Linked DNA regions of Homo sapiens: region 2 is linked to region 1. Evidence: read pairs that join two places in POLR2A ChIA-PET (ENCODE). Cell type or tissue: MCF 10A. All regions are shown on one strand. Each heading gives the region's core, and the rest is flanking DNA. Links, peaks and the distances in the headings are about the cores only. Region 1 holds the start of TRT-CGT5-1 (tRNA-Thr (anticodon CGT) 5-1). Region 2 holds the start of TRS-AGA4-1 (tRNA-Ser (anticodon AGA) 4-1).

Region 1 (16,907 bases), core at 4,050-12,049:
CACAGGCATTTTCTGAACCTTGGCAAAATAAGCTTTCTAAGTTGATTGAGACCTGTCTCAGATATTTCAGGTTCACAGGTGGTATGTACACTGTGTAGGGCAGGGGGTGAGGGGGTAGGGGGAGGAGTGGAGGAATGCAGACCAGGAAAAAGTTGCACAGTATCTCTCTATACTAGAAACCCCTCTCCTGCTACACTAAAAAGGGGTACTTGTCACAAGATAGAGCTGTCAAACTTCACTATTTTGGCATCTCCTCTCTGTAGGATACAGTTAGGAGAGTCTCTGGGAGTGATTTTGGAGTCTACCCAGAATGAGTGATCTCCAAGAAATAATCAAGGCTTGGCAAGACACAAAGAAAAAAATAAAATAATGTGGAAATAGGGGTCAGTTGCCACAAAGATGCCCAGAAAGTCACACTAAAGCTCCCTCTCATCACTGTGGAGTAATTAGCGTCATATAGAAAGCCAAGTATTAGTCAGGATTCTCCGAGAAACCAGACGAATAGCAAATAGATAGACAGGTAGATAGATAGATAGATACTAGATATATGAGAGTAGATTTATTCTGAAAATTAGCTTGTGAGGTTACAAAGGTCAAGAAGTCCCATGATCTGCTGTCTGCAAGCTGGAGAGCCTGTAAAACCAGTGGTGTAATTCAGTCTGAGTCCAATGTCCTAGGACAAGAAGGGAGGCTCTAGTGTAATCCTACAGTCTGAAGATCCCAAAGCCAGGAGCTCCAATGACAGGAGAACATGCATGTCCCAACTCAAGAAGACAGAGCATTATCCCTTCCTTCACTTTTTGTTCTTTTCAGGCCTTTAATGGATTGAATGATGTCCAGGCACACTGGTGAGGGTGGATCTGCTTTACTCAGTCTGCTGATTGAAATGCTAATCTCTTTCAAAAACACTCTCACAGACATCCAGAAATGACATTTTATCAGCTTTTTTGGGTGTTCCTTACCCCAATCAAGTTAACACACATAATTTGCCATCACAGACCGTAAGAACACTAAATCCACTACACCTTTCTCTCTCCAGAAGGAAGGTGAGGCTGGTGATCGGAAAAGATAGGGTTAGTGGAAGGATATGGTCCTAAGGCTAATTATTTCTGACAACCTCATGTTAGAGTAGGCACTAGGCAGACATGAGCATGGCATGTCTGCCTAGCTGCCCCAATCCCCTGCCCCAAGAATGTCAGGTCACCAGCAGGTGATGATCAGGGAGTTGTTAAACTGTCTCTCTGGAATAATAATTGGTCAGCTGGGCGCTGTGGCTCACGCCTGTAATCCCAGCACTTTGGGAGGCCGAGGCAGACAGATCACCAGGTCAGGAGATCGAGACCATCCTGGCTAACACGGTGAAACCCCGTCTCTACTAAAAATACAAAAACTAAATTAGCAGGGTGTGGTGGCAGGTGCCTGTAGTCCCAGCTACTTGGGAGGCTGAGGCGAGAGAATGGCCTGAACCCGGGAGGCAGAGCTTGCAGTGAGCCGAGATCACGCCACTGCACTCCAGCCTGGGCGACAGAGCGAGACTCTGTCTCAAAAAAATAAATAAATAAACAAATAATAAATAAAATAAAATAATAATTAGTCATAGCCAGCACCAGGGAAAGGCAGTCTCCCAGTAGAGGCAGTCTCCCAATAGATAGAAAACATTTGGTGTTGGTGATCAGCAGCTTCCCAGTAAGGTCTCGGGAGCTGGGCGAGGGGGTCAAGCATGTGCACTAAGAGGCAAAATGATGGCGTTTAACCAGTGTCTGACCTTCCTCTAGGAACACTAGAAACACTAGACTGCTAAGAGAAAACACCTCAAATGAGCATGTGCACAACTTCAGTAAACACACAATGCATGTGGCCCCTCCCAAGGGCTGGCAGGCCACTGAGCATGCAGATAGCCCACCTTAAGGGAAAAATCAAAAGAGGAGAAACAGAAACCCCGGAACCATGCCAATGTATAAAACCCCAAGGCAAGGGCCAAAGAGCACACGGATCTCTCAAGTTGCATGCTTGGCCTTCTTCCAAGCTCTAAAACTTGCCTTGGTCTCTTACTCTACCTTATGCCCCTCGGACAAATTATTTCCTGCTTGGAGGCAATAACTGAGTTACTGCAGACCCGTATGGAATCACCACTCCAAACACTCAGACCAACAATTTCACCTAAGCTAGAAGAACAATTTAAAACTGGCAAGTTAGAGTTCTTCCGGTATGACAGTCACTTTGAAATGGCTAAACCAGCTCTACTAGAAGTACATAAGGCATTCACTAAAGATTATAAAGTAGTTCATAGAACACCTGAGTAAGCCAGAACACCAGGCTTGTAGACTATACAGCTAGAAACAACACCCAAAATCACACTACAGAACTGCTCACACTGTTGCCACTACAAGGCAATAGTTCATGGCTTTTACAGGAAAATGAACATATTGGCTACTACCACCACCAGAATGGATGCCTTGTACTGTCTGCTTCTTTATGTCCACAATTTCATTTCTTTTCTTTCTTCCTTCCTTTCTTTCCTTTCCTCCCTTCTTTCGTTTCCTTCCTTCTTTCTTTTCTTTTTTTTTTTTTTTAGATGGAGTCTCACTCTGTTGCCCCAGGCTGGAGGCGCAGTCTCAGCTCACTGCAACCTCCACCTCGCGGGTTCAAGAGAGATTCTCCTGTCTCAGCCTCCCGAGTAGCTGGGACTACAGGCGTGAGCCACTACACCCAGCTAATTTTGTATTTTTAGTAGAGATGGGGTTTCACTATGTTGGCCAGGCTGGTCTCAAATTCCAAACCTCAGGTGATCCACCTGCCTTGGTGGCTGGGATTACAGGCATGAGCCACTGCGTCCGGCCTATGTCCACAATTTCTGAATCAAAACCTGATGTGGATGAACTTGGTTGGTGAATTCTTTGTCATATGCTTATGCTCTGGATGCAAAGAAAATGAGTTCAAAGACAAATGAAGGGGGCTTTGTGCTGTGGCTCACGCCTGTAATCCCAACACTTTGGGAGGCTGAGGAGGAAGGATCACTTGAGGACAGGAGTTTGGGATCAGCATGGGCATCCTACTGAGACCCCGTCTCTACAAAAAATTTTAAAAATTACCCAGGTGTGGTGTCATGCACCTATAGTTTCAGCTACTGGGGAAGCTGAGGTGAGAGGATGGCTTGAGTCCAGGAGTTCGAGGCTCCAGTGAGCTATCATCACACCATTGCACTCCAGCCTGGGTGACAGGGAGACCTTGTCTTAAGAAAAGAAAAAAAAAAAAGACAAGTGAAGGGGATCAAAATATGGCATCTCAAAATATGCTACTATAGCATAAGAATTATTTTTAGCTGAAGGCAACTGAGTGAAACACCAGATGCCAGAAATGCTCTCTACCTTCCCCCTTTCTGTCTAAGAGCAGAGCATAAATTTACTTTTGTGAAGGTCTTCCCTCTCCCCTCTCACATACTGGGAAGAGGAGACAACTGTTATCATTGGAAATGCATCATCTACAATCTGCTTAAACAAACCTTATTTCCATTAACATCTTCCCCCCATCTGTATATTTACCTTACCTTACCTAAAAGCCTAAATGCTTTTCATTTGTCTTGTCAGTTCTCCAGAATTTATCACCCTTTGTTAAATAGTGCATAAGTTCTCAAGCCTAAACACTTCTTTGGGTTTTTACTTTCTTTTCTGTGAGATCCCTGTGTACACATTAAAATTAAAATAATAGCATCAAACAAAGTTTGTATGCCTTTTCTCCTATTATTGTTTTTTGTCAGTTTAATTTCCAAGACTCCACTCACTAAACCTAAGAAAGTCAAGGAAAAAGTTTTATTTCCCCCTATAGAAGATAACAGAATTGAGTGAAAGCAGAGATTGAAGAGCAAAGAAAAGAGTGTGCTATAACAGTAGCAGAATTAACAAATTAGAAACAGCAAGTAAAGGAGTTTGTGGTCCTTCCCCAAAAAACCGAGTGGCAAGAAAAGGTTAGTGAAAATTTCAAATAATTCAAAGAAAAAAGACAAACATATAAAAAGTTATAAATTTTATTGAAAGATAATGGATAACTAAGCAAAATCAGGTAACGTGTGTCTGAAGTTGAGAATAACTTCAGTGGAAAAGGAAATAAAACTTCAATAGAAATATTTGTAAATATTTATAAAGAAAGCCATGTTCCATGAAAAACAAGTACTTTCAATCCATCAAAACCGATACCTTGGCTGGGCTCTGTGGCTCATGCCTGTAATCCTAGCACTTTGAGAGGATGAGGTAGGCAGATCGCTTGACGCCAGGAGTTCAAGACCAGTCTGGCCAACATGGCGAAACCCAGTCTCTACTAAAAATACAGAAATTAGCTGGATGTGGTGGCACACGCCTGTAGTCCAGCTACTCAGGAGGCTGAGGCACAAGAACCTCTTGAACAGGGGAGGTGGTGGCTGCGGTGAGCCGAGATTCCCCCACGACATTCCAGCCTGTGTGACACAGTGAGACTCTGTCTCAGACAAACAAACAAACAAACAAAAACAAAACTGAGATACCTTTTAGGTCACCCCAGAATTTAGAAAAAACAAATAGATAAACAAAATGGAGACACATCCTCATGGTTACCAAACTTCTAAATGTAATTGCCCAAAAGGTTCGTCCTGCCAGCTGCCCAGGTGGAGCTGATTTATCAAGACGGGGAATGGCAATGGAGAAAGAGTTTAATACACATAAAGCCAGCTAAATGGGAGATTGGAGTTTTACTGTTACTCAAATCAGGCCCCCTGAAAATTCAGAAGCTACGGCTTTTAAATGATAGTTAAAAATTAAATTCCTCCCAAAGTTAGTTCCACCTACACCCAGGAATAATAAGGGCAGCTTGGAGGCAAAGGCCAAGATGGAGTCAGGTCAGATCTCTTTTATGGTCATACTTTTCCCACTGTTATAATCTTTGCAAAAGTGGTTTCAAAAATACAGAAAGAGGCCAGGCGCTGTAATCTCAGCACTTTGGGAAGGCAAGGCGGGCAGATCACCTGAGGTTAGGAGTTCGAGACCAGCCTGGTCAAAATGCTGAAAGCCCATCTCTACTAAAAATACAGAAAATACCCAGGCATAGTGGCGGGCACCTGTAATCCCTGCTACTTGGGAGGCTGAGGCAGGAGAATAGCTTGAACCCGGGGGGCGGAGGTTGCAGTGAGCCAAGATCGCGCCACTGCACTCCAGCCTGGGTGACAAGAGTGAGACTTCCTCTAAAAAAAGAAAAGAAAAAATACATTATTATTTACTAGATATTATTCAAATATAATAAAGGAGTGCAAATGGTGCTATGAAAAAGCATCTCTCACCTAGATTGAGGGCAAAGTGATACATTATTTGAAATCTGAATTAGTAGGACTTAGCTAGAAGAAGGGATGAAATTATTATTGCATGCAGAGAAAGCAGTATCTATGAAGTCATGGAAACATAAAGTACCCTGAGGGCTTTCAGAAAGGAATGATAGTCCTAATGTGCAAGCAACTAAAAGCTGCTCTGGCGGATTTTAGTGGAAATGAATAATCTGTGCCTGTCCTGATTCTTAAGCAATTTAAAGTAGATTTTCCAAACTTAGTACAACAAAAAGTGTTGGATTATTTCAAGAATCCAAATTACCATTTTGAGGAGTGTATTTGTGGCTTGTGGACATTATTATGTTATTCAGTATTTAGAACAAATGTGGTGGAGAGAAACTCCATCATTTTAGTCTCTGATATAGATTACTGATTTTAACAATTTATGTGAGCCACTCAGATGTTATCTTTGGGTGTTCAATTTTGCAGGCAGCTCAATTCCGATTCTAACGCATAAATTGAGACCAGGAGGATTGGTCACTTTACATTTAGGTAGAATCTTTATCAGGGCTTGCTGTGTTGTTTTCTTTGTTCTATATTTGCTGACTTTGATTTCTCAGGCTTCAGGTAAATTTTCTACCTCCTGCGGTATTTACAAACTCATTACATTCTGATTGTCTCTTTCTTTCTTTTTTTTTCTTTCTTTCAACAGGGTCTCAGCTCTGTCACCCAGGGGCGTGACCATAGCTCACTGCAACCTTAAACTCCTAGACTAAAATGATTCTACCTTGGCCTGAAATTACAGGCTTGAGCCACCGTGCCCAGCCTGGTTGTATTTCTTTAGCTGTGCTTCATTCAAGAAACTGTTACTTAGCAGAGACCAGGGTTCATACTCTGCAAGGCTCTGAGATACAATATTAAATAAGATATGATGCCTGCTATCAGGGAGCTTACAGTCCATTAAATAAGCATCATAAAATCGATAATTATAATGTGGTTTCTTTAGGCCTACAATGACTAAATTAGTGGGGACTCCTTAGGTTGCAGGTGACTGAGATTTGATACAAATTAGTTTATCAGAAAGAGACATTTATTAGCTGGTTTATATTGCCACTAATTCTTGTATTGGTAGATCTTCAAAGATTCCCACAGCTGAATTTCGTGTATCATCAACAGTTCAGATAGCACAGCAGTTTCATTTCCATCTGTTATGAGGAATTTTAATTTTAGAATTCCTTACGTTTGGTGATAATTTTGGTGCTGTGTATTTAGTTTTGGTTTTCAGTAGGAAGCAGTGAAGCCAGCTTGCTTCTGCCATTTTGGAACCAGAGTGTATTTCTAGCATTTCCTACTTTTGCTACCAGTACATTCCTGTATTCTGAGAAGGTGGGCTAAAATGGGTGCTTATCGATTTGAATAATTTCCAGTTTTAGGTTTTGGCATCTAATAAACGCACCCTTCGGCAGGGCGCGGTGGTTGACGCCTGTAGTCCCAGCACTTTGGGAGGGCGAGGCGGGCAGATCACTTGAGATCAGGAGTTCCAAACCAGTCTGGCCAACATGGCGAAACCTTGTCTCTACCCTAAAACACAAAAATTAGCCGGGCTTGGTGGTGCAGGCCTGTAGTCCCATCTACTCGGGAGGCTGAGGCGGGAAAAAATCGCTTGAACCCGGAAGGCGGAGGTTGTATAGAGCCGAGATGGCGCCACTGCACTCCAGCCTGGGTGACGTGAGCGAGACTTTGTCTCAAAAAAACATAAAAATAAGACACAAGAAGTGTAGGTAAACACCAGAACCCAAAGGGCAGTCTGTTAGGCCCTGGTGAGATTTGAACTCACGACCCCTAGGTTTACGAGACCAGCGCTCCAACCGCTGAGCTACAGGGCCACGATAGAATTGAACTTAATTCCTCTTACTAAAGCTATTTTCACTCTCGACCCAGTTTTGTTGCTGATTTTTCATTTTTCTCCCTCTTCCGATTTTCTGGCTTATGGTCAAACAACACAGATCCCTGCATTCTCTAATAATTTTAGCCTCCCCTCCAATTAGCTTTCGGCCATTGTTAGCCACGCCCCACTGTCTGCAGTACTTTTCACTCTGCTTAATGCCCAGGTATTCTGAACTTCAGTTCTTAGCGCCTTGGGGGAAAAGTGCCTTCATCTGTCTCAAATTCCCCCAAATCATAAATCAAAAGAGCCACACTGACAGGTGAGGGTAAGGGTGAGACAGTAAAGAAAGGGGCAGTGAAGCACCTCCCGGGGACAGAAGCCCAAGAGAGGCTCCGCCTGCTCCAGTCGTCTTTAAGATTGTATCATTTTGGATCCTCCACCCAGGGAGTAAATCCTTGCCATGTTTCTACTTCTCCACTGAGCGACACCGAAATCCAAATAAAAGAGCTCCATCCAACGGCGCTGTAGCAAAGAAACCAGAAATTTGTTCTCTTCCACAAGGGGAAAGGGGCCGGGAGGGGCATGAGAAAAGCTATTTGAGATTCGGCTCGGACAAGCAGACCGGGGTAGAAAAGTAAACTAAACCATAAATCTGAAGTCTCCTGTCCCAAGTCGGGGGCCCTGTGCTCATAAAGAAACAATATCCCTTAAAAAAATAAAATAAATAAAAACTTAAAAAGTCCTCGACTACTGACAAATACAAGTAACATTAAAACAACTCAGAAAAAAATGCGAGCCACTGGTTGGGAAGCGGGGAATCCAGGCTCTATGCGCCTGTCTTATCCCGAGGACGCAGCTCTCCCTTCCAGAAGACAGGCTGTGAAATCTGCTGTTTAAGAGCAATCCAGCCAGCTGTCCCAAAGGTCTTAAAGGGTAAAACAATCACATATTCCGCATCCCCACCTTCATCCCCCAAAGTCATACCGGCAAAACAATGCCCGTGTGACCGGAAGTGGTATAAACGCAAACAATAGGAAAACAAAACAAGAAATGGAAGGGCATATTAACGCGGCAGAGAGTGAGAGCGGAGAGAATGCAAGGTCAATTTTATCACTGTTCTCCATCCTGAACTTCTTAGAATCAATGGTTCGCCTCCCAGAGGAGCCAGTTGTTTGTTTCTATTTTCCAAAATCCTAAACTTGCCTGGGTAGAAGGGACCCTTTCTCCTGAAGCTCCTTGTCATCACCCGAGTACCAGAGAAGAGGGGGATGCAGGTCCAAGAAGGATCGTGAAGTCCCAACAAGCCTGTGCAGGGCAGTTTTTGAGAATGTCGTTTTATGTTTAGGTACAGTGTTCGCCTCCTGATTTCTAGTGCCTAAAGAAAAGTATAACCTCAGTGAAACACAGGTCTATTATGTTCAGAGGAATCGCTTGAACCTAATTTTTTTTTTGGTGTGTTTTTTTAATGCTCTTAAGGTATCTCAGTAGGCTCTTTTTCTTTCCTTGTCTGCTGAGATTAAGACTTCTGATTCTTAAAGGTATTCATTTAATACAGTATTCAGTAAAGCATGAGCAATCATGGGAAAGGTACTGTGGATGTCACTTCTTTATCTCAAGGAGTACACAGTAGTTAAGAGTAGGCAGGGCATGCATTCAAATCTCTACCACATAAGGCACTTGTGACACAATAGTTAACCTGCAAACACACTATTATATCGCAAGTGTTTTGGCAGCTACGCGAGGGCCTGCAAGGACTGAAATTCTGGAAAAGTACCAGCCTTAATATCTCTTACTTCTCACTTCATTTTCCACAAGTCAGCAGAGGCTTGCACCAGGGAACTTACATGGAGGGTGTCTGGAGCCAAAAGATAAAACAGACCTTCAGTTCTTGATAAAATTAGGTATGGCCTCTTTTACAGAGCTTTTCTCAACTTGGGCTCCTTCAGAATTAGAGAAGACTCATAAGTTAGGGGGTGGAGGGAAGGGGACAGTGGTGAGAAAACAGAGACATAAAGGAAAAATAATAAAGATGAAAGGGAGAATGCTGAAGGGGCGGGAATTAGGAGTGGATAGGTAGCCTGTTCCTATACACATTTCCTCTACCAAATTTGTTAGCCACATTCCCAAAGATGCCCTGACTCCACTGCCATCTCCCAGGCTCAAGTCTCTGGCTGTGAATCTGGATTTTAGAAAATAGGTAATGAACCACTTTTCAACTTATGAACACCACATTATATACTATATACTATATATAGGTATATGTAGGTACATATATGTGTATGTGTATAGGTATATATTGTATATGGAGCTTGTGCCAGAAGGCAAATCAACTATATCACTAATCATCTTTAGTTCCATTGACTCACTGATTGTAGGAAGAGTTCCTCAGTAAAGGCAGCAGTGCATTTAATTATACTTTGGTGCAAGCTTATCTTACCATACCATATCCATATGGAATATCATGCAGCTCTTACAGGTTTTTAGAAGAAACCGGCATTTAATAATACAGAGAAAGTTCATGAACTACCATTGAGTGAACAAAGCAGAGGACAAAACTTTATGAATGATCACAATTTCATTCTCAGTGTATTTGCAGAGCAAAATCTTAGAAGGAAATAAATCAGCATACTGATGGCTATTGGTTGACTTTTGAATTTATCTATAAGTCAAATGATTATATTGCAATACTTTCTAAATTATAAAAAAATATGCAAAAGTAATATTTCTTTGTATTTGGTTTAACCTTCAAATAAATGTGATTTGAGGAGCTGAATAATTCAGGATTTAGTAAATGTAGGATCTGTCCCTTTGACTCTGTGACACTAAATTAAACAATTAACTTTATTGTTTTTATTGTTATTAATTTCTACTTCCGGTAGGAAGCAGTGGCTCACGCTTATAACCCCAACACTTTGGGAGGCCAAGGCGGGAGGATCACCTGAGGTCAGGAGTTCGAGACCAGCCTGGCCAACATGGTGAAACCCTGTCTCTACTGAAAATACAAAAAATGGCCGGGTGGTGGCTCATGCCTGTAATCCTAGCACTTTGGGAGGCCGAGGCGAGCGGATCACGAGGTCAAGAGATGGAGACCATCCTGGCCAACATGGTGAAACCTCGTCTCTACTAAAATACAAAAATTAGCTGGGTATGGTGGCGCGTGCCTGTAATCCCGGCTACTCGGGAGACTGAGGCAGGAGAATCGCTTGAACTCGGGAGGCGGAGGTTGCAGTGAGCTGAGATTGCCACTGCACTCCAGCCTGGGGACAGAGCGAGACTCCGTCTCAAAAAAAAAAAAAAAAAAAAAAATACAAAAAATTAGCCGGACGCGGTGGCGTGCTCCTGTAATCCTAGCTACTCAGCAGGCTGTGACAGAATTGCTTGAACCTGGGAGGCAGAGGTTGCAGTGAGCTGAGATTACACCATTGCACTCCAGTCTGGGTGACAAGAGTGAAACTCCATCTTAAAAAAAAAAAATCCTACTTCTATTGTAGTATATACCTTTGCCTAATTAGAATGTTTTAATGAATGTTTTCAGAGCACCCGTTATATTGATTTCTAATTTCAGAGTTATCTTTAAGAGGGAAAATCACAAATGCAGGGAAGTTACTATTCAGGCCGTGGACCTTGATGCTCTTATAGACTCCATCTTTCTTTTTTTTTTTTTTTTTTTTGAGACGGAGTCTCGCTCTGTCGTCCAGGCTGGAGTACAGCGGCGCGATCTCAGCTCACTGCAAGCTCCGCCTCCCGGGTTCACGCCATTCCCCTGCCTCAGCCTCCCGAGTAGCTGGGACTATAGGCGCTCGCCACCACGCCCCTCTAATTTTTTGTATTTTTTAGTAGAGACAGGGTTTCACTGTGTTAGCCAGGATGATCTCGATCTCCTGATCTCGTGATCCGCCCGCCTCGGCCTTCCAAAGTGCTGGGATTACAGGCGTGAGCCACCGCGCCCGGCCTAGGCTCCATCTTTGAAGCGCCTCCCCACACTGCGGTCAGGAGAGTAAGGATCAGAAGTGGGCTTGGGTAAATCTGGTTATATTCATCAGGTGGATTGAGGAAAGATTATTGGAGGGCTTCTTTATAGAATTAAGGGAACCAAGAAGATGTGAGGAAATCTTCAGGGATCAGAACAGTGGGAATCTTCACTATTCCTAGGCATTAAGGGAAAAGAGAAGGGGCAGAATTGCCAGAATTTGGCAAGAGTTCCAGCAACGGGAGAGGAACCACCCACTAGGAGCTGTGCCCATGGGAGGAACACAGGCTGTCAGGGAGCAAGTAGGAGAAATACTGTACATGCATCTGCCTCTCTTCTTTGTGCCCTCTTATCTCCTGCTGCTGTCTTCCATTGGCTGAATCCAAACGGGAGCCAGGGGCCAAGTGATTTCTTTCCAGGGAGAAGAAAGGCAGATAATGGATCTGGAAGTGCAAATGCAGAATAATCTGCATTATCTGATTGTTCTTATAATTATAGTGATATCTTCCAGGAGTTTGTTGGGTGATGAATTTCTGTACTTTTTTTTTTTTTTTTTTTTTGAGACAGAATCTTGCTCTGTTGCCCAGGCTGGAATGCAGTGGGGCGATCTCTGCCCACTGCAACCTTTGCCTCCCGGATTCAAGCGGTTCTCTTGCCTCAGCCTCCAGTGTAGCTGGGATTACAGGTGCCCACCACCATGCCCAGCTAATTTTTGTATTTTTAGTAGAGACAGGGTTTCGTCATGTTGGCCAGGCTGTCTCGAGCTCCTGACGTCAGGTGATCTACCCGCCTCAGCCTCCCAAATTGCTGGGATTACAGGCGTAAACCACCGCACCCGACCGATGCTTCATAAACTTTGAATGATAGGATAAGTTGAAGCCTGAGTAGCTGATAAAAAATAATATTTACCTCAAGATATTTTTTATTTTCTCACATTGGGAGCACCACCACTGCAAGGAAGAGTATGAATAGGTTTGCCATAAACTGCTATGACGGAGGAAGTCTAGGTTCTTCCCAATAGATGCATCTCAGTGAGACTAGTATATAGAAGGCTCACCTTCTGTCAAAAAAGGGTGAGGAGGCATCTGGCCTGGGGAAGAATGCGATGCAGCTTCTGGCTTTAAGCAATAGCTTGGTTCATTCTAAATAGCCTGATAAGGCTGCAGTGATATTTTCTGGCTTTGTTATCCCAGTTTGTTTTTCTTGGAGACTTCATGAACTATATAAATAATATTTCATAAATATTTTTCTAATTATACCAATAGAATGAATTCTCTTTTAAAAATACATATGCTGGGACAGGCACAGTGACTCACGCTTGTAATCCCAGCACTTTGGGAGGCCAAGGAGGGTGGATCACGAGGTCAAGAGATGGAGACCATCCTGGCCAACATGGTGAAACCCTGTCCCTACTAAAAATACAAAAATTAGCTGGGCGTGGTGGCATGCACCTGTAGTCCTAGCCACTCGGGAGGCTGAGGGAGGAGAATTGCTTGAACCCGGGAGGCAGAGGCTGCAGTGAGCCACGATCTCGCCACTGTACTTCAGCCTGGCAACTGAGCGAGACTCCGTCCTAAAAAAAAAAAAAATGTTGACTTCCATACAAGTGTTGGAATATCCCTCTAATACTAGTGGTGTGCAAAACTGTGCAGGGAACACAAGTTACTGGTCTACAAAAAGACAAGCTTGCACCAAAGTATAATTAAATGCACTGCTGCCTTCACTAAGAAACTATTCCTACTATAATCAGTCAATGGAAATAAAGATGCTTAGTGATATAGTTATTTGCCTTCTGGCATAAGCTCCATATCTTGAAACAGACCAGACTATTAACTAACATTTATAAATTAGCACTGGGTTGCAGACCACGCTTTGAGTGGCTGTGCTTTACAGTCTTATGCCTCATAGTTATTTACGCCAAAACAGAATGTATCCACTGACAATATCTACATACATTAGTACTACCTTGGATCAGTAGACAGCTAACTGGTTCTGTTGGACTAAGAGTTTACATAAAAAGCAAAAAGAAGATTCTGATTTTGTAAATTTTGGTGGCCAGTGCCTGATAAACAAGACTCAACTAAAATTCATAGCATTTGTCCTTACAGCTAATGCCTGATGAGGCTATTGTAATACTAACTGTGTTGACCTTTGAAATACCTAATAGGTAAAATTTTGTGGAACAAGTACTTTTGCCTCCTTCTTTGTAGGATGAAAAGGGGGCCGCAGGAGCCGAGGAGACATAGATGCATTTCTAGCCAGGCATAAATAACTGAAACTAGGGTGAGGCGTGGTGGCTCACACCTGTAATTGCAGCACTTTGGGAGATCCAGGCGGGAGGATCACTTGAGGCAAGGAGTTCAAGACCAGCCTGGCCACTATGGTGAAACCCTGTCTCTACTAAAAATACAAAAAATTAGCCAGGCTTAGTGGCAGGCACCTGTAAGGAGAATCGCTTGAACCCGGGAGGCAGAGGTTGCAGTGAGCCAAGATCTCACCATTGCACTCTAGCCTGGGCAACAAGAGTGAAACTCTGTCTCAAAAAAATACAAAAATACAAAAGTTAGCCAAGCATGGTGGCACATGCCTGTACTCCCAGCTACTCGAGAGGTTGAGGCTGGACAATTGCTTGAACCCAGGAGGCAGAGGTTGAAATGAGTGGAGATTGTGCCACTGTACTCCAGCCTGGGCAACAGAGTGAGACCCTGTCTCTAAATAAATAAATAAATAAATAAATAAATAAATAAATAAAATAACTGAAACTGGGTTCAAAGAGCTTGGAAAGTAAAGTGGTTAGGGAAGTTCATTGGCAAGAATGTCAGGGATTCTATAAATGAGGCATTTTATCTCAGTTCCAAGAAAAGTCAGAACAGAAGAGCAATTGGGCCATGAAGCTCACTTGTATGGGAAAGAGACTGTCTTTATAACCTGCTTAGGTAAATAAAGAGAAATAAGTACTTTACCATCCAAAGAGGAGGCTGATGGAGCCTCCAGCACATGATTATGGTGGAGGAAAGTATGCCTAGCTCTCTGCTTTCTGTAGATATCTAAACCCCAAATTTATATCCCACCCCACTCCAGGCCATGCTTGCATGTAAGGGGCAACTTGTACAGAATAGAGAAAAATTGTTAGCCCAAGCAGTCTGTAGTTGGTTCCGACTCCTCACACTTATATCACATAAACAACAAACATATGGAAAGACATGGAAGTTCTAATCATCCTCCAGAAGAACAACAAAGAACTCAAAGTTATCAGTGCATACAGAATGAAAGGTACAGAACAAAAGAATAGAGCAATAAAGTCATGCCCTTGGCTTCATCTTTAGACCATGTTTTGCTGACAATGCCTTGGGTCTGATGTTTTCCTAGAAGACTTTTTTTTTTTTTCCAGCTAATGTGCCGTGGCAGAAGCCTTTTCTTTTCTTCTCTCTTTCTCTCAGCAGAATCAAAGCCTTTTCTTAATTACAGCATTATCTGTCATCTTGACAGGCTGGTAATGAGAAGCAGTTTTATTTTTGAATATCCAACAAGTCCTAAAGTATTCTTTCTTTAGTTTATCTCCCTGCTCTCTTATTTTACTATAGGCAGCTAGAAAAAGCCAGGTGGCATCTTCAATATATTGCCTGGAAATAACCTTAGCTAAATAAGCAAAATCGTTAGGTATATTTTCTACTTTCCACATTTTCTTTCTTTCTTTCTTTTTTTTTTTTTTTTTTTTTGATATGGAGTCTCACTCTGTCACCTAGGCTGGAGTGCAGTGGCTTGATCTCGGCTCACTGCAAGCTTCACCTCCCGGGTTCATGCCATTCTCCTGCCTCAGCCTCCCAAGTAGCGGGGACTACAGGTGCCCGCCACCATGCCAGGCTAATTTTTTTTTGTATTTTTAGTACAGACGGGGTTTCACCATGTTAGCCAGGATGGTCTCGATCTCCTGACCTCGTGATCTGCCCACTTTGACCTCCCAAAGTGCTGGGACTACAGGCGTGAGCCACAGCTCCCAGCCTCTTTCTTTCTTTTTTCTTTTTCTTTCTTTCTTTCTTTCTTTCTTTCTTTCTTTCTTTCTTTCTTTCTTTCTTTCTTTCTTTCTTTTCTTTTTTCTTTCTTTCTTTCTTTCTTTAATTCATTAGGTATATTTTCTACTTTCCACTCTTTCTTTCTTTCAAATTCATTAGGTATATTTTCTACTTTCCACATTTTCTTTCTTTTCTTTTCTTTTTTTGAGACAGAGTTTCACTCTTGTTGCCCAGGCTGGAGTGCAATGGTGTGATCTTGGCTCACTGCAACCTCGCTCCTCACCCCCATCAGGTTCAAGCGATTCTCCTGCCTCAGCCTCCTGAGTAGCTGGGATTACAGGCATGTGACACCACACCCAGCTAATTTTGTATTTTTAGTAGAGACGGGGTTTCACCATGTTAACCAGGCTGGTCTCAAACTCCTGACCTTAGGTGATCCACCCACCTAGGCCTCCAAAAGTGCTGGGATTACAGGTGTGAGCCACCGCGTCCGGCCTACTTTCCACATTTTCACAACAGTGTTGCTAAACTTTCTGTCTCTAGATAACAAAAGTCCGGTTTCTTCCAGCTTCTAGTAACATTTTCCACACTCTCCATTAAGCATCACTGACTTTGGGACTTAGTGACAGGCAGCAGTTGTCTTCAGGTGTTTTTACTCATATTCTCCTCAAGGTCTTTTCAGTTTCCACTTGCTGTCAAGTCCCAAAGTCACATGGTTCAGAATTTATTAATTATGGCAGTATCCCATTTTTAAGTAAGAAAATCTGCATTTGCTTGTACCCATTCAGGATTTATTGCCTCTCAGCTCCAAATTCACCCTTTTTGCCTGCTTCGTGGAAATGAATCTTGAGTCCTTGGTTTTCTTTTGCCAATTGGCATTGAAGCTTTGTCAGTAGAGGGCAGTGGAGAGACATTGCGGAAGAAAGTGAGTTTTGCTTCTTTCTTCCCATGTATTACTTGGCCTGCTGCTTCCCCAGTGCCTAGCTCCTACATCACGCATGCCTTTCCCCTGCATCAGTCTCCTGCAGCACCCAGCAACAACTAATTTTCCCTGGCATCTTCTTTGAGTGTTTTGTAGTAGAGTGCCCTCAGTGAGAGACCTCTCCACGAAGAGCTTTTCAAGAAACCCTTGAAGATTAATTTCCAAAAAATTCCAGAGGACAGATTTCAAGCAAATTCTGCTGGCATAGCACCATGAGCATTTCTCTGCTATTCCGTGAGTCACAGCCATGCTCTCCCCAACAAGGTCTGGATCTTAGCCAGGGGTGGGGTGAGAGGTAGAGGGCACTTCTTTTAGTGCTTTGTTTCAGCCCCAGGTGAGGTCACTTCTATGTTCAAATAACTGTGTAATTTCTCTCTCCTGATTGCACCAAGACTGATACATACCTAACTATTGTTACATAACAAATCATACTAAAATGCAATGGCTTAACTTAAACAACAATTATCATTTATTCTCTCTCACAGATGTGTTGGTCAGGAATGTGAGCAGAAAACAGTGGGGACAGCTTGTCTCTGCTCCATGATTTCTTAGGACTCAACTGGAAGACTATAAGGCTGGTTGCTGAAGGCTGGGCATGGTGGCTCACACTTGTAATCCCAGCACTTTGGGAGGCCAAGGTGGAAGGATCCTTTAAGCCCAGAATTCAAGACCAGCCTGGCCAACATGGCAAAACCCCATCTCTTCAAAAATTTTTTAAAAATTAGCTGGGCATGGTGGTGCATGCCTGTAGTTCCAGCTACTCAGGA
Region 2 (16,907 bases), core at 3,383-11,382, 64 kb after region 1:
CCAGTAACTCTTTGCAAGACAGAACTTGTATAAGTAGGATTTCTACGGATTTTTTTTCCTAAAGCTGAGGACTCAGTGGTGTGTCTGTCACACTGGAGAAGAGAATGAGTTCTACACTGAAGAAGTGTGAAGTCCTGTGAAGTCCTTCATCTGAGTGAAAACACTGGGAAGTGGATCATCCCATCCCATTTTTCTATGAGCAGGCCTTGAAAATCATCACATGACCATATAGCTTGGAGTCACCACTATTTCTCCATGGCTATCTTTTTAGCGATTTATGCAGCTATCCAGTCATATAAAAGCTATGCTGAGATGCAGCTGGAAAAGGGTCTTGGGGAAATACGAAAGCCCCCAGCTGGCCCCGTGACAGATCCTGAGGACAGCTGTCCTCTTCTACATCTGGGGAACATCTTTTTTAATGTACTGTGTTTTATCATACCAGCCCAGATGTTTTATGTCTGGGAAAAATTGACAGATCAAGCTGTGAGACAGTGGGAAATATTTAGCAAATAATTTCCTGGTGTGAGGGTCCTGCTATTACTAAGGAATATTCTGTGTACAAAGAAATAACAGTTCAATGGATTATTCCCCAGCAGGACTGGGGAATTATTCCGGCAGGATTATTCCCCAGCAGGGTGTTTTCATCTGGGAAAGACATCCATAAACAAGCAATAAAGAAGAGTGCCACAATTATTTTTGCATCTTTATGTACTTGTCAAAGAAGGATTTGTATTTTTCTCCTTTTGAAAACTATATAGTTAGATTGCGTTGTGAACTGACAAGCAGCCTGGATATGGAGAGTGAGAAGTCCGAGAAGGTGACAACAGGATAGAGAGGTATTTAGTGATGGGCTGGAAATGCTGGGCCAACCATGCACTGTGGATGCTCGCCCCACTAACTGGCTGTATGATCTAAGGCAAGTTCCTTATGGTTTCTGCTTTCTTTGTTGTAAGTCAAAAGGCTATTGCATGGGCTGATTAAAATACCATACATGAGGCCAGGCGCTGTGGCTCATGCGTGTAATCCCAGCACTTTGGGAGGCTGAGGCGAGCGGATCACCTGAGGTCAGGAGTTTGAGACCAGCCTGGCCAACATGGCGAAACCCAATCTCTACTTAAAAATACAAAAATAAGCCGGGCATGGTGGCGCATGCCTATAGTTCCAGCTACTTGGGAGGCTGAGGCAGGAGAATCGCTTGAACCTGGGAGGCGGAGGTTGCAGTGAGCGGAGATGGCGCCACTGCACTCCATCTTGGGTGACAGAGCCAGACTCCATCTCAAACAAATAAATAAAAAATAAAATAACGTGAAAATGCTTTGAAAAAGTATGAAGCATTATGCAAATTTGAAACTTCCATCTTAAGTTTATTAGAAAAAAAACATGTACATGTTAAGGTTATTAGAAAAACATAAAAATACAATTAAAAAAAGAAACTCTATTGAGTCATTATCCTCGCTATTATGGTGGTGTTCTGGGGATGAGAGGATACCTTTCACTTCTCATGTTTTCCATCATTCCAAACAAAGAAGATCACAAAGAAGCTTTTCCCATAGTCTTCTGCAGGAATTCCTTTGGGGGAAGCTAGGAGGCTAGGTCCATGGTCTGTTCTTGAAGCACCAGCCAAAAGCATTCCAAGGTATGGACATATGGGAGCCACTGGCAGAAGAGACTTCAGTAAATGCTGCACTGCTATTTTAGCAATTGCTGGGTTTCTCAGATCAAGCTTGGGCCCTTCCCCTCCTGTTTTCCAAAGACATTTTATTGCTTTAGTTGTGTGTTCGTTGCCCCCACTAATATTAGGGTGTAAAAGGGATACTAAGTTCATTTTGTGTTTTTGCATCTTTCATAGCTTTCATGTTATTAAATGTATACATGGGGGGAAAAAAGGAATAGTTTGACTAAGGATCAAAATCCATATCTCATTTAATCTGGTCTCTCCAACTCCATGCTTGGGACAGTTGATTTCACAGAATGGAATCTGAGGAACTTCCAACATTTGACAATGGATGGTATTTTTAATACATAGCCGAGCCCCCTAAGTCCCTTTCCTCTAGCTCCAGTCCAGAGTTTTCTCTCGAAAGATAGGCCCTTCTTGTTCGTTCTTTTTCATATCTGTGTTTTTGTTTATGTTTAAGAAGGAGTTTCGTGAGTTTTGTCAACAAGCTCACAGAGCAAACGATGACATTGTGGCACAAATTTACTGCGTCCAGGTGGCTTTAGAACTCTCCCAGGTTTTGTAACTTGGGAATTTTCTTTTAGCGGCTGTTTGGACTGAGATGTAAAAACGCCATTTTCTTTGCTTTTCCGCCTTTCAGTGAGACGGTGTGGCCCAGCGGTACTTGCTCCGTTAGGGGCGGTCAATTAAGTGGCTTCTTGTCGTCCTGGACAGAAAGGAATGAAGTCGTTGAAAGTGACGCTCAAGCGCGGGAGAATCCAAGTTTGGCGAAGTGAAACTGGCGACCATTTGTGGTCTGAGAAACGGGAGGAGAATTGTGGAGGGAAGAGAAGAAATCTCAGGTGATCTGCGACCCAAAGATGGCTTGGTGCAATGTGACAGAAACAAATACGACCGTCACTGGAGGGTTGGAATCCATGCCTCCACGGCGAGATCGAATCCAATGGTTAAGAGCTTTAAGGTCATTCATTCGTCCCTATACGCTAGTTAACTATAGACAGTGAGGAACTTCTCTGGCCCGATGACATCTCAACTTTATATCGCATCCAGAAAAGAAAATACTGTAATTAATTCTGAAATTTGCAGGAAGCAAAACAAAGCAAAATGCGAGCTCTGAACTGTTTGCAAAAACGCAACGCAGAAAGGAGTTTTAAACCGGAGCTGAAGATTGAGCTGGGGGGAAAAGTTCTTGCATCCCTAGAGCCTCGAAGCCCAGGTTACTTATCACGGGTTTCGGGGCACACTCGCTTCCCACTCCCCTCTCCCCTCCTGGCCGGCATCGCTTTCTCAGAACTTGGTTTCTTCCACGGACCACACTGTCCACGGAGACCTTAGTTCCTTGGAGAGGAACCACCCTTCCTTCTTCAGAATTGAAAACCAGCCAATAAGCCTCCGAATCTCTTTTTCTTTTTACTGAGTCTTTTATGAAGCCCACAGAAAGGCTCTCATTCTCTGACGTGAAGGAAGAGGTAGGGAGGGTACAGATTACATCAAAGAATTTCCCTCTGTGGTCTCTACGCTGCACAAGGGAGGCATTTGACATAATTCTTACTAACATGAAATTTGAGGCCAGGCGTGGTGGCTCACGCCTGTAATCTCAACACTTTGGGAGGCCGAGGAGGGAGGATCACGAGGTCAGGAGATCGAGACCATCCTGGCCAACATGGTGAAACCCAGTCTCTATTGAAAATACAAAAATTAGCCGGGCTTGGTGGCCGGCACTAATAGGGAGGCTGAGGCACAAGAATCGCTTGAACCCAGGAGGCGGAGGTTCAGTGAGCCGAGATCGCCAGTGCACTCCAACCTGGCAACAGAGCGAGACTCGCGAGACTCCGTTTCAAAAAAAAAAGGAAAATAAGTTAGAGCTATCTAATTTTTAGTGGATTCACTTTTGCTTGTAGATTTTTAAAAATCCAATTTCTTTCCAATTAAGTGTGGTTTGACTCTCATTTCTCATCAACTTTGGGACTATGACTCTGATGGCATTAACCTGGGCTGCTTCTTCCCAGCTCAAAGGATTACTATGTATTCAAAAGTGCAGTTGAGGCCGGGCGTGGTGGCTCACGCCTGTAATCAAAGCTCTGTGGGAGGCCGAGGGGGGCGGATAACTTGAGGTCAGGAGTTTGAGACCAGTCTGGCCAACATGGTGAAACCCCATCTCCACTAAAAATACAAAAACATTAGCTCGGCGTGGTGGTGCGCGCCTGTGATTCCAGCTACTCAGGAGGCTGAGGCACGAGAATCACTTGAACCCGGGAGATGGAAGTTGCAGTGAGCCGAGATCGCGCCACTGCACACTCCAGACTGGACGACAGAGTGAGACTTCGTCTCAAAAAACAAACAGACCAAAAAACCCCAAAACAAAAGTGCATTTGAACAGGAAAGCCGGCAGAGTCTGTGAAGAGCTGACCAGAGGAGCCTAACTGAAAAAGGAGGATTCTGTGACTGTCTCTCCTTCAGAAAAAGTTCACGCTCTGCTCCTTAGTGAAGGAGGGATGGGTGTTCCAAAGAAGTCTCTTTCCAAGGGAGGGAGGACATAGGAGCCAAAAGAAAACGCACAGTCCCAGAGAACAGGTTTTCCAAGAAGCTAGTCTAGCTCTGTTTTTACTCCTTCTAGATAAGATCTGTTAAGCTATCTAATTACAGAATTCCCCACTGCTTTCAGACAGCATCTAATCAAGAACAATCTCTGCTTCTTTAAAACTTCCCCTAAAATCACCTAACACAAGATATGTAGATCCTGTAAGTATTAATACTTTATAATAATCTTACCGAGGTGCCCTACGCTTCCTTATGGTGTGTGTTCTTGCTTGCTGTAAGGAATAATAAACCTAATTTATTCAACTACAGGTGTATTTCTGAACATTTTTGGCTGGAGGATGTTGGCACACTTTATATTCTATATGACTTCAAAATATGGGGAGAGGAGGAAAAGAGACCAATGTGCTACTATTGCTGGTTTCGGGGAGGTGGGATTATGAGTGTTCTTTCTCCTCCCCTCCACACCCCCAAGTGTGAGTTAGCTATCATTACGCAAGATTTCTTTTTCTTTCTTTCTTTCTTTTTTTTTTTTTTAGAAGGAGTTTCGCTCTTGTTGCCCAGGCTGGAGTGCAGTGGCACGATCTCGGCTCACCGCAACCTCCGTCCGCCTCGCGGGTTTAAACGATTCTCCTCCCTCAGTCTCCCGAGTAGCTGGGATTACAGGCGTGCGCTACCACGCCCAGGTAATTTTTTTTGTATTTTTAGTAGAGATGGGGTTTCTCCTTGTTGGTCAGGCTGTTCTCGAACTCCCGTCCTCAGGTGATTCGCCCACCTCAGCCTCCCACAATGGTGGGATTACAGGCGTGAGCCACCGCGCCCAGCAAATTTTTCTAATTAATTAAGATTAAGACCGGGCGCGGTGGCTCACGCCTCTAATCCGAACAATTTGGGAGGCCCAGGCGGGCGGATCACCTGAAGTTGGGAGTTCGCGACCAGCCTGATCAACATAGAGAAACCCTGTCTCTACTAAAAATACAAAATTAGCGGGGCGTGGTGGCGCATGGCTGTAATCTCAGCTACTCCGGAGGCTGAGGCAGGAGAATCGCTTAAACCCGGGAGACGGAGGTTGCGGTGAGCCGAGATCATGCCATTGCACTCCAGCCTGGGCAACAAGAGCTAAATTCCGTCTCAAAAAAGAAAGAAAAGAAAAAGAGAGAGAAAGAAAGAGAGACATTTATTTCACATATTGACACAAGAAAGATGAACCCTCGAAATGTAGATCCAAGGACTTTGATGTCGTTGAATGTTTTCCTTAAGTAGTCCTTGGTTTGATCAACTGTCTTGTTCAGTAACTTTCACAATCATATGCTTTTTGAATTTGTTAGTTACTGAAATAATTCCTCTAATGAGCATGTTACCTCTAATGAGCATTTAGAGGTTTGTAGAATTCATGAAGCCTTCTTTGTCCTTCTCACCTGAGAATATTTAATAGAACTTTAAACATTATTTTGCATATATATTTTGATTAAAAATTCTTATAAACTTTTTATTCATAACAAAAGATTGCGACTTTCAAATAATTTTTCAGAAACCCTCATGACAGAGGCCTGCTCCAAAAATAGTCCTAAAGGGACAGGCAGAAAATAAATAAATATTTATTTATGTATTTATTTTTGAGAAGGAATTTTACTCTAGTTGCCCAGGCTGAAGTGGCTGGAGTGCAATGGCTCAGTCTCGGCTCACTGCAATCTCCGCCTCCCGAGTTCAAGTAATCCTCCTGTCTCAGCCTCCGGAGTAGCTGGGATTACAGGCATATGCCACCACGCCCAGCTAATTTTTGTATTTTTAGTAGAGACAGGGTTTCATCATATTGGTCAGGCTGGTCTGGAACTCCTAACCTCAGGTGATCTATCCGCCTCGGCCTCCCAAAGTGCTGGGATTACAGGTGTGAGCCACCGCGCCCAGCTGAAAATAAAGATTTAAAATACATTATACAATCTTTTAAAGCAAATGACTGCACGTTTTCCAAAGATGGCCAATAAAAAACACATTAGTAATGCTCTTGTTCGATATAAACATCTATATATAGAAAGTAAGTGTGATGCATTCTTACTTTCCATGACCACATTTATTCTGTTTATCAGTCATGACATAATTAACTTTCTCTAGGTACAGATAAAAGGAAATTATTTGATTTTGAAAAAGATTCAGTTTTCTGGAAAAAAACTTTCTCCGTGATATATGAATTAAATAGAATGCTATGTAAAAGGCACTTTGTTACTTCCGGTTAAATATAATATATTAAAACCAAACAATTAGCTTTCTCAAGATGCATCAAATTCATTTTGTCGATTAACATTTTTCTGACCATAAAGTGGGATCTGTACATCTATGCATCTTGGGATCTGGCATCCACATTTAGAGTTCTTTGTTTTTTGGTTTTTTGTTTTTGTTTTTTTCATTTCATTTCATTTCTATAGAGCATCTGGACATTCTGCTAAAGGAACTGGCGAGTTACAAACGTAAAAAGGAGAACTGGACATGTGCTTTATTGGTTAAATTGGTTTGATCAACCATTGCATTGTTCAGAAAATTAAACCAAGTGTTCAATTTTTTAGAAAGTAACTAGGGTCTGTTAGGATCTAGGATTTTCCAGGAAAAGAACTCACGGGCCGGCTTTACTTGCAAATTTCTTCTTAACCCGTCTGGAAAGTGAGAGCGCGTTGTCATTTGCAAAACAATTTCCCAAACACAATGAGATAAATATTTTAGGTTTACATTTAGGGGCTTAGGGACACCAAGTGAGAAGATCCAGAGGTTTTCTGTATCGTTTTTCTCTCCCTCAGCTTAGCTGAGGGAGCATTTCCTTTTCTGAAATCCATTAAGCAACAGTGTCATTCAGTGAGGAGAGGTTGGTCTCCTGGAAGTTCTAGCAGAAGGTCCCATCGTCTAGCAAAAGGTCCCAGGTTTAAAACTAGGATTAAGGCCGGGCTCCACCTCCGTGGTGAGTAAATTTGTTTTCAGTTTCGAGGACTCCAGCAACCAGCACAGAGCCAAACTTGCCCCCAGGGGAGCTGGTTTCTGAATTGACCCGGTTTGTTCAAAATAAAGATGCTCCTGTGGTGGATACACTTATCTTAGTGCTTCCGAAGTTCTGTCATGTCTGTAGTTGTGCTGTCATGTCTGTAGTCATGCTGTCATGTCTGTAGTCGTGGCCGAGTGGTTAAGGTGATGGACTAGAAACCCATTGGGGTCTCCCCGCGCAGGTTCGAATCCTGCCGACTACGTTTGAAATTTTACCCTAAAATGGGGTCAGGTTAATATAATACGGAAAATACAGGAGAACTTGTATCATCTTTCACCCCTCTGGTTAATGTAAAGCGGAACGAACAGGAGCACTTATATCATCGTTAGCCCCTCTCTAATTCTGCCCTGGCGGTGTATGTGTTTGCTGTCAAAATGTCGCTGAGCTGCCCGAAGTAAATAAGCTAGTAACCACAGTAATCCTCCTTCACTGGCAACGTGCAGTGCTCCAGGGTCTCACCGGGTTTTCTCTCCTCCAAACCCTGCTCAAAATAAACTCTTTCAAGAGCTCGGTGAAAGTGTTTCTCACAGAAACCATGGAGAAGGTACAGTCTATGCCACAAATGGGAGCTATCTGTATTTTTAAAAAGTATTAAGTAAAATTGACTTTTAAAAAGCACTTACATGTATATACACATACCCATTACCATATCAGGATACACACCAGTTCTATCAGTCCATAAGCCTCCCTAGCACTGTTCCTTTATAGTCTCATCCTAATCCCACACATAGCAGCTGACAATCATAAATACTCTTTCCATTTGTATATTTTGGCCTTTTGGAAAATGTAGAAATGGAATCATACAGTATGTAACTTTTTGAGATCAGCTTCTTTTGCTTAGCATAATGCCTTAAGATTTACCCAAGTTGGCTGGGAGCGGTGGCTCACGCCTGTAATCCCAGCACCTTGGGAGGCCGAGGAGGACGGATCACGAGGTCAGGAGATCGAGACCATCCTGGCTAACACGATGAAACCCTGTCTCTACTAAAAATACAAAAAATTAGCCGGGCGTGGTGGCGGGCGCCTGTAGTCCCAGCTACTCGGAAGGCTGAGCCAGGAAAATGGCGCGAACCCGGGAGGCGGAGCTTGCAGTGAGCCTAAATCGCGCTGCTGCACTCCAACCTGGGCTACAGAGCAAGACACCGTCTCAAAAAAAAGAAATAAATGAAGATTTTCCCAAGTTGTTACAAATATCAAAATTTCATTCCTTTTTGCTCTTGAATAGAATTCCATTGCACGGATGTACCACAGTTTATCCACTCATTGAAGGACATTTGTGTTGTGTGACATTTGTTTCCAGTTTGGGGCAATTGTGAAAAAAAAAGTTGCATTTCATAATGGCTAATGATGTCAAACATTTTTTGTGTGCTTATTTGCCATCCTTATACTCTGTTTGGTAAAGTGTTTATGCCTTTACCCAATTTTTATTGGGTTGTTTTCTTATTGCTGAGTTTTAAGGATTCTTTATATATTCTAGATAAAATTTCTCTATCAGATACATGACTTACAAATATTTTCTGCCAGTCTTTATTTTTTTCAATGTCTTAACAGTTTCTTTTGCAGAGCAAATGTGTTAAAAGTTGATTAAGTCCAATGTATTTTTTTTTCTTTTTTGGAAAGTGCCATATCTAAGAACTCATCACCCAACTCAAGGTCATGTGGATATTCTGTTATGTTTTCTTTTAACAGTTTTATAGTTTTATGTTTACATTTGCATATATGATCAATTTTTTAGTTAATTTTTGTATAAATTGTTAGATTTATGTTAGGATATCTTTTCTTTCTTCCTTCCACTTTTCCTTCACTTCTTTCTTCCACGCCTTCCTTACTTTTTTTCCTTCCTTTCTTTCTCTCCTTTTCTCTCCTTTCTTTCTTTCCTTTGCATATGGATAGCCCATTGTCCCAATATTATTTGTTGAACAATTTTAATTTCTTCATTTATTTTATTTGCACCTTTGTCAAAAATCAATTCGCCATATTTGTGTAAATTTATTTCTGGAATCTCTGTTCTGATCAATTGATCTACATGTTTATATTTCTGCCAATACTTTACTATCTTGATTACTGAAGTTGGTATTAAATCTGAAAATCAGGTAATGTGATTATTCACTGCATTTTTTCAAAATTGATTTAGCTATTCTAATTCTTTCATCTATCCATATAAAGTTTAGAATCAGCTTTTCTCTATCTCCAAAAAATTCTACTGGAATTTTGATAGCAATTGCATTACATCTATACTCAATTTGGGGAGAACATATAGGATAATTCTGGTGTTCTTTTTCCATCCTTACACTCTTTTGTTTACTCTTTTATTATCAGAGTCTTCAAATAGTTATTTCATGCATTCTGCCCATAACTTATAGTTGTGTTTGATAGGAGAAAAAATGTAAAACACACTTCATCTCACCTGGAAATAGTAACTTGGGGTACTATCTTTTTATGATAATGAAACAAGATCTCCTAGAAATAAAGAATAAAGTAGCAGGGGAAAAGAAAAACATTTAATGAAAAATTTGGAAGTTACAGTTTAGAACTACTTCAAAAACAGTAGGAAAACATCAAAGATGGAAAATAGTAGTGGAAAGAAAATTGAACAACCCATTCCAGAGATTCAATATCATCTCATTACTGGGAGTTCCAGCAAGACAAAGGAAAAATGGAGGATAATTTTACCAAGAAATATAAGAAAAATTCTCAGAACTGAAGGACTTGAAGATCTAGACGGGAAGGATTGCCCTTTATGACTAACGCTTTTAGCATCAAGTCTAGAAAATATTTCCTTGGGTCAAAGTCATAAAGATATTCCCCGATGTTGTATTCTACAAGCTTTGTTTGCTTACTTTTATATTCAGATCTACAGTCAATCTGGAAATGGCTTAGAGGATAATGTGAAAGAGGTAAATTTAATTTTTTTCCTTGTAGATAATTATCTGATCACTTTTTTTTTCTTTTAGATATTCACCATTTATTCAAAGACTGGATTCTACGTCGTGGTATTGTCTATCTTTGGGCAATGTCATGTTTTTAAAAATTATGTTACCTTTCTATCTTTCTGTTTGGTAAAGTAAGTCTGCTAACTTTGCTTTCCTTTTTCAAGATGAGTTAGGCTACTTTAGTCCTTTTCACTTCCATATTATTTTTTAATGAGTTTATCAATCTCTTTCCAAAAACCTGATATTATTGTTACTAAAAATGCAGGGGAAATGGGGACTTATTGGTTAACAGGTATAGGGAAGATGTAAAAATTTCTGGAGATAGATGGTGGGGATGGCTGCACAATAATGCAACATACTTAATGCCACTTAACTGTACACTTACAAACGGTTAAAGTTATAACTTTTATGTTTTGTGTATTTTATCACAATAAAAATCAAAAAAGATAAAAAGATGGCCACTTTATTGACGTTGTTGATCATCTCTATTTCGTATTAATGTCTGTTGTTTGCATTAATAATGCATTAATATCTGCTCTTTGCCTCATTATTTCTTTCTCTAAAATTCTCTTGGGAGTAAATTATTGATTGGTCACTAATTTCATGTAATACATGCTTAGATCACTAATCTTATTTTATTTATATACTATAGTATTTAAGGATTTCTTAGTGCATTTCTAGCTGCATACTACATATTTTGATATGTACTATTTTTATTATCATTTATTTCAAAATAGGTCCTAATTTTGATGGATATTTTTTCTTTAAACCATGAATTATTTAGAAGTGTTTTTATCATTTTGCAAATAAATACAATTTTTAATTTTTATGTTTTGATTTCTGACACAGTTTTATTGCTGTGAAATAATAGCATGTATCTAACCCTGTTATGTTTTTGGAGCATTGCTTTATGGTCCGGTAAAATGTCAAATTTGAGATAATTCGATGTATGTTTGAAAAAAGTTTGAATCCTGAAGTCGATATGTGCACTGTTCTCTATATATGTATGTTATATGAACTGCATTATTTTGCTTTACAGTTATTTTCCATTTATGCTTTTATTAGTTTTTCAGAGAGGCATATTACACTAAAATATTACACTATAATTGTGGTTTTATCTGCTCCTCCTTTTACTTCCATGAACTCCTGGATTTTTTTTTTCTCCATCTCTTTTTTTTTTTTTTGAGATTGAGTCTCGCTCTGTTGCCCAGGCTGGAGTGCAGCGGCGCGATTTTGCCCAGGTTGGAGTGCAGTGACACTATCTCGGCTCACTGCAACCTCCGCCTCCTGGATTCAAGGGATTCTCCTGTCTCAGCCTCCTGAGTAGCTGGGATTACAGGCGTGCGCCAGCACGCCCGGCTAATTTTTGTGTTTTTAGTAGAGACGGGGTTTCACCATTTTGGTCAGGCTGGTCTCGAATTCCTGACCTCGTGATCCGCCCGCCTCGGCCTCCCAAAGTATTGGGATTACAGGCGTGAGCCACCGTGCCCGGCCTCTTCATCTCTTTATGTCCTAGAAGCCAGAAATTCTGGATGGAGAATGACTTATGTAACAGCTATAATTTGGAAATCCCGGACACTACCTCCAAATGAGCAACTGCAATAAGAAAAGCCTAGGAGAAAAAAATCTTGAGTTCAATTTTTACAGGCTTTAGAATATCCACTGGGACTTTAAATAAATACTGTTACTTAGACATACTTTTACATGTTTCCTTCCTCAAAACAAATTATGAAAATATAATTCAAATACAATTTATCTTATGAGAAACTCTGGATGATGCTGAGTAGAAGTTGCAGTAAAGGTTCCAATCAAACCCTGCTTTAAAATGAGCCTCGTTCTTTTTTTTTTTTTTTTTTTTTTTTTTTGAGACTGAGTCTCGCTATGTCGCCCAGGCTGGAGTGCAGTGGCGCGATCTCAGCTCACTGCAAGCTCCGCCTCTTGGATTCACGCCATTCCCCTGCCTCAGCCTTCCGAGTAGCTGGGACTACAGGCTCCCACCAACACGCCCGGCTAAGAGCCTCGTTCTTAACCTAGCTGACTCCACCTGACCTAGAAATGGCTGTCTATAGTCTCCCAAAATTGTATCATCATAACCTCTCCGAGACCAGGGAGACACAGGGAACCGGTTTGACCAGAATTATAGCTTCATGCGTGGGTGCAGATTTGCCTCCAATTTACAATATTGAGGTTAGTGAATCACGCAGCCTCAATTTAAAGAGTTTTTTTTTTAGCAGCTTTATGCTTAATTTCACTTGAGTAATTTTTTTTCTTAACTGTTACAACTAGTTTTCCTGATAGAGAGAAGGCCAAATTTAAATAATTCTCAGTCGATCGCACGGAACCTTCAATTATTTTGTGAATTCCCTGGAATCAAGATATTAAAGGTTGTTTTCCTAGAGGCAATAAACCTGATAACTCACCTATGTGGAGAAAAATATCCCGTGTCTGAAATTGAGTAGAGTTGCAGATAAGACATGAGTTCTCCAAGACTTAATTTCCCCGTTTTTATGGGGGACTAGAAGCGTCCACTTAATCTAGCTTTTAAGCATTAAATTGCAGAAAGCATAGAAGAAGTTCGGTCCAGTTCAGGTACGTATAAAAGTCGCTCAATTTTTCTTAATGAAGAAAGCAAGGCTCAGGACCACCAAGTTTCTGAGTTAATTGAGGGTTAGGGGAAAGGGAGACTTTATGGATCAATGTAATCGGCAAAAATAAATAAATAGATCCCCCAGGGTTTTCTTTGAAAGGGTGTTCTGAGTGGGCATAAACTAAGGATTTTTGCTTTGATACATTAAATGCGTTTAGTAGAATGCCTATAACCCAGCATGAGCAATATTTGGGTGAAGCGTACCAAGAGGGGTTCCATGGTGTAATGGTTAGCACTCTGGACTCTGAATCCAGCGATCCGAGTTCAAGTCTCGGTGGAACCTGCTCGAAGATATATGTATATATCCTCTTCCTGGACCTTTTGTTTTCCCCAGGGAAAACGCTCTCTACATAAATTACCAAAATCAATTTTCGGCCTGATATATTCCATGAATTCCTACAACTCCCGATAGCACACTTGATCTTAGTCAAACGGCCTAGAAGCTATGCAAGTCCCAATATATCTGCCTCTGGGTAAGGAGGCGGAATAGAATCCACTTTCCGGGATCACAGCTCACTACAGCCTCGACCTCCCCAGGCTCAGGTGATCTCAGGTAGCTAGGACGACAGGTGCGCCCCACCACAGCAGCGAAATTTTTGTTTGTTTGTTTTTTGGAGGGAGACAGGGTTTTCGCTGTTATGCCCAGGATGGTCTCGAACTCCTGGGCTCAGGCTATCCTTCCGCTTCTATCTCCCAAAGTACTGGGATTACAGGAGTGAGCCATCGGGCCCGTCCTGAAGGGATTGTTTCTTTCAATAATTTGTGAAGTCCACGGAAACATTTTGTCCCCTGAACATGATGGAGGAAGTAGGAAGTGCTGATAAACAGAATCTGCTCTTTGGGTCTTTATGCAGGAGAGCAGAGATTTTAATTACTACGAATGCAAAATCTGGGCAACTTTGTAATTCTTTCCTTTGTAGAGTTGTTTTTCTTTTCTTTTTTTTTTTTTTGTCGTTGTTGTTTTTACCTCACTTACTTCTAATATATGCAGCATAAGTACAATTTCTCTCCATCTCTGTGGCGAAGATAGTCTTTTACCTTTCTGTCAAACCAGTCGTACTGTGCATCCAAATGCTGTTGGCTGAAAAAGTATTTTTTGCTATCAGGCTTTAGTGTTCAGTAGCTTAAATGGTCTAATGTTGGCAAGCTCTTTATAAACTGTTAAGAAACACCCTACTCAAAAACAGACAAACTCCCGTAGACTGATGAGCGGTACGCCCTGCATCAAAGTATCGTATGCAAATCTGTGATTATTGGCAGTGTCATCTCTGAGAAACAGATAAATAAAGTTTATTTACGATAGATAGATAGATAGATAGATGGATAGATAGATAGATAGATAACTCAAGCGTCAAACACCCCATGGGCAGCAATATTACACCCCAGGCTAAACCCAGCGGCTTAAATCATACCACTTTGTGGACTCATTACCAGTAGAGACAGGATGAAGTCAGAATAGTGAACCAACTCTGAATGATAGGAGGTAGGTGGTGTTAATTCCCAGTACAGGTAGAAGACTGAGACGCCTGTTGGGTGCCGGGGTCTTGGAGCCAAAATCAAGAGATGAATTCAAGTTACAACTTACTGCCCTCTCGCTGTGAGACCTTGGCCATATGTATATGCCTGTGGACCTTCCAGTCTGTATAATGACTATGTTGTGAGGATTTACAAATTATAAGCCATGTAAAGACCTTGATGGTGATGTGTAGTAAGTACTTGAAAAATATGACCTGCTATTTATCCGTTTTGGGTACTAATAAATCTAACCCTGAATCTGCTAACAACTTGATAATTTGGGGGGTGCCCCCAGTGGAATTTACAAAACTTGAATTCACGACCCCATCTGGAAGTCCTCAGTTAAAATATCATTTCATTGTGCAGCATTGGGTAGTTTCTTCATCTGTAAAATGCAGATAAAAATATGCTGTTGGTGCTTAACTCATATCTTGGAACGTACTAAGTATTTAATGAAAATTACCTGTTAGTGGTAAAGCTTTTTGTGAATCCTGACTTCTTTTGAGTTGACAGTAGTTATGAGTATACCAAGGCGCTATTTGGTGCAGGAGAGGCTGAAGTCTTGCTGGCTGTGATCACAGGGATATATACCAGTTTTGAAGTAACGGCAACATAAGGTAGTCTCCATTCACTGAGTAAAGAGGATATTATCTGAATATGCAGTGGGAGGATTGTGTAGGAGAGCAGCAAATGGAGTACAAGAATTTGGGTAAGTTTTGAGGAAAGGCGGGAACTGCACCTGGTAAAACCGTAGTCGGCAGGATTCGAACCTGCGCGGGGAAACCCCAATGGATTTCAAGTCCATCGCCTTAACCACTCGGCCACGACTACCTACCTACGCCATCGCTGACGGCTGGGGTGAACTTATAATGGTTGAGTGGAGCGCTCGGAAATAGTTGGTCTTCAGTCTCGTCAGGGCCTCTGCTCACGAACGAAAGAGCTCATTCAGAGCACATCAATAACCAGAACATAGTGCATAGTGTTGCAATTCAACACAGGACTCCTAGACAAGCGACTCAAAGTTTCTGGGCGCTGGAGCTTGCCCGCTAGCTGCTGAAATCCGCGGACACCACGTTCACACCTAATTCTCACGAACCCGCAGAAAGGGAGTATTGAATTGAGAGTCCAAGCAACCTCAAGCCTCTGAATACCCATGGGAGAAGCAACGGGAATTAAATGAAGGCACGAGAGTGGGGGGTCATCTGCGTTTACGTACAGTTAAAATCTAAATCAGGAGCTTCTTCGATGACATTCAACTGACTTACTCTTCCGAAGGAACGGCTAAAACCGGACTGGAGCGGGCGTGCTAGCTGAGGAGGGAGCTTGTTTCTGTCCTAACTGGAAAAGATGACTCTGAAGAGGTCTCTGACTCTTCAGGTAAATATAATTCCCGTCAGTTCTGGTGAAGGACGCGAGACCATTCCCAAGAGCCAAGGCCTTCAGCCACCCGAGCCCGGGGAAAAGGAAGAACTCAGAACACAGGTTTCCAAATATCTTAGGGAGAGTCCAGCACAGAAAAACGCAAAAAGATGGAAACAAGTAAATGTCAGGATAAATCTAGCTAAATTAATAAGGTTGATTCTTGCTTCAGATACTACAGTATTGTCAGAGTGGAAAAATAAGGGGTAGACTTGAATCAGATTCCTTTTTAGACAAAAGTTAGGGGGAAAGTCTCGGAATTCTGGGAATGGAAGTGAGTCGGCCCCGCAGATACAAAGGGAAAGTGACCTCCATGACCGAGGCCGGCAATGTCTCTGATAGTGAAAGCGCGCCCACATTTGTTTTTCCCTCTAAAATAGTAAGAAATGTGTTCCCTTCGTTGGACTCTTGCAAATATTATTTGGTCTTATTACTGGGGCATTTGCTATATCTTCAATTTAGGTTAGAAACGGTTTGTAACCTTTGAAACAGTAAATTTATTTTCAAGTTATTTGTCCCTGGGCAGTCTTCGCAAAGTTTTGTCCTCTTACAGCAGCTTGTGCACCACCTGGGAACTTAGGAGAAATGCAAATTCTTGGGCTTGAACTCAGATCTCAGAATCAGAAACTGGAGTGGTGTGGTTCGTGTGGGGGGCGGGCGGGGCGCGGGGGAAGAGGAGGGTGTCTAGCAGTCTGTTTTAACAAGCCATCCTTCCGGTCGCGGAGGCTCACGCCTGTAATCCCAGCACTTTGGGAGGCTAAGGCGGGTGGATCATGAGGTCAGGAGATCGAGACCATCCTGGCTAACATGATGGAACCCCGTCTCTAATAAAAATACAAAAAAATTAGCCGGGCGTGGCGGCACGCGCCTGTAGTCCCAGCTACTAGGGAGGCTGAGGTAGGAGAATCTCTTGAACCTGGGAGGCGGAGGTTGCAGTGAGCCAAGATCGCGCCACTGCACTCTAGCCTGGGAGACAGAGTGAGACTCCATCTCAAAAAACAAACAAACAAACAAAAAACAAGTCATCCTGCTGGTACTGATGCCCACTGAAGTTTCAGAACCGCTCTCCTAGAGAAATAATCTTTTTATTTGTTTGTTTGTTTTATATTTTATAAATAGAAATGCGGCGCCTCACTGTGTTGACCAGCCTGG

The links. ChIA-PET counts read pairs that join two places held together with the same protein. Peaks named below come from ENCODE experiments on the same cell type or tissue, not always from the same donor. Only the 100,000 strongest peaks of a DNase experiment are listed, where the experiment ranks them.
Region 2: POLR2A ChIA-PET joins it to region 1 with 11 read pairs; 5 of 35 experiments call an interaction of 5 or more read pairs at or near these places.

Annotation. Positions count from the first base shown.
Region 1 is chr6:27,608,622-27,625,528 of GRCh38, reverse strand. It overlaps TRT-CGT5-1 (tRNA-Thr (anticodon CGT) 5-1), which reads right to left and starts at 7,173; the gene lies at 7,100-7,173. RefSeq lists an enhancer at 523-572. In MCF 10A, for the core only: a CTCF peak has its summit at 7,726; a DNase peak (open chromatin) is centred at 7,648.
Region 2 is chr6:27,543,949-27,560,855 of GRCh38, reverse strand. It overlaps TRS-AGA4-1 (tRNA-Ser (anticodon AGA) 4-1), which reads left to right and starts at 7,362; the gene lies at 7,362-7,443. It overlaps TRS-TGA2-1 (tRNA-Ser (anticodon TGA) 2-1), which reads right to left and starts at 15,167; the gene lies at 15,086-15,167. It overlaps TRQ-CTG2-1 (tRNA-Gln (anticodon CTG) 2-1), which reads left to right and starts at 13,033; the gene lies at 13,033-13,104. It also overlaps the pseudogene CD83P1. RefSeq lists silencers at 2,777-2,976, 15,020-15,149 and enhancers at 15,250-15,299, 15,320-15,459. In MCF 10A, for the core only: no CTCF peak of the experiment used is centred there; a DNase peak (open chromatin) is centred at 7,425.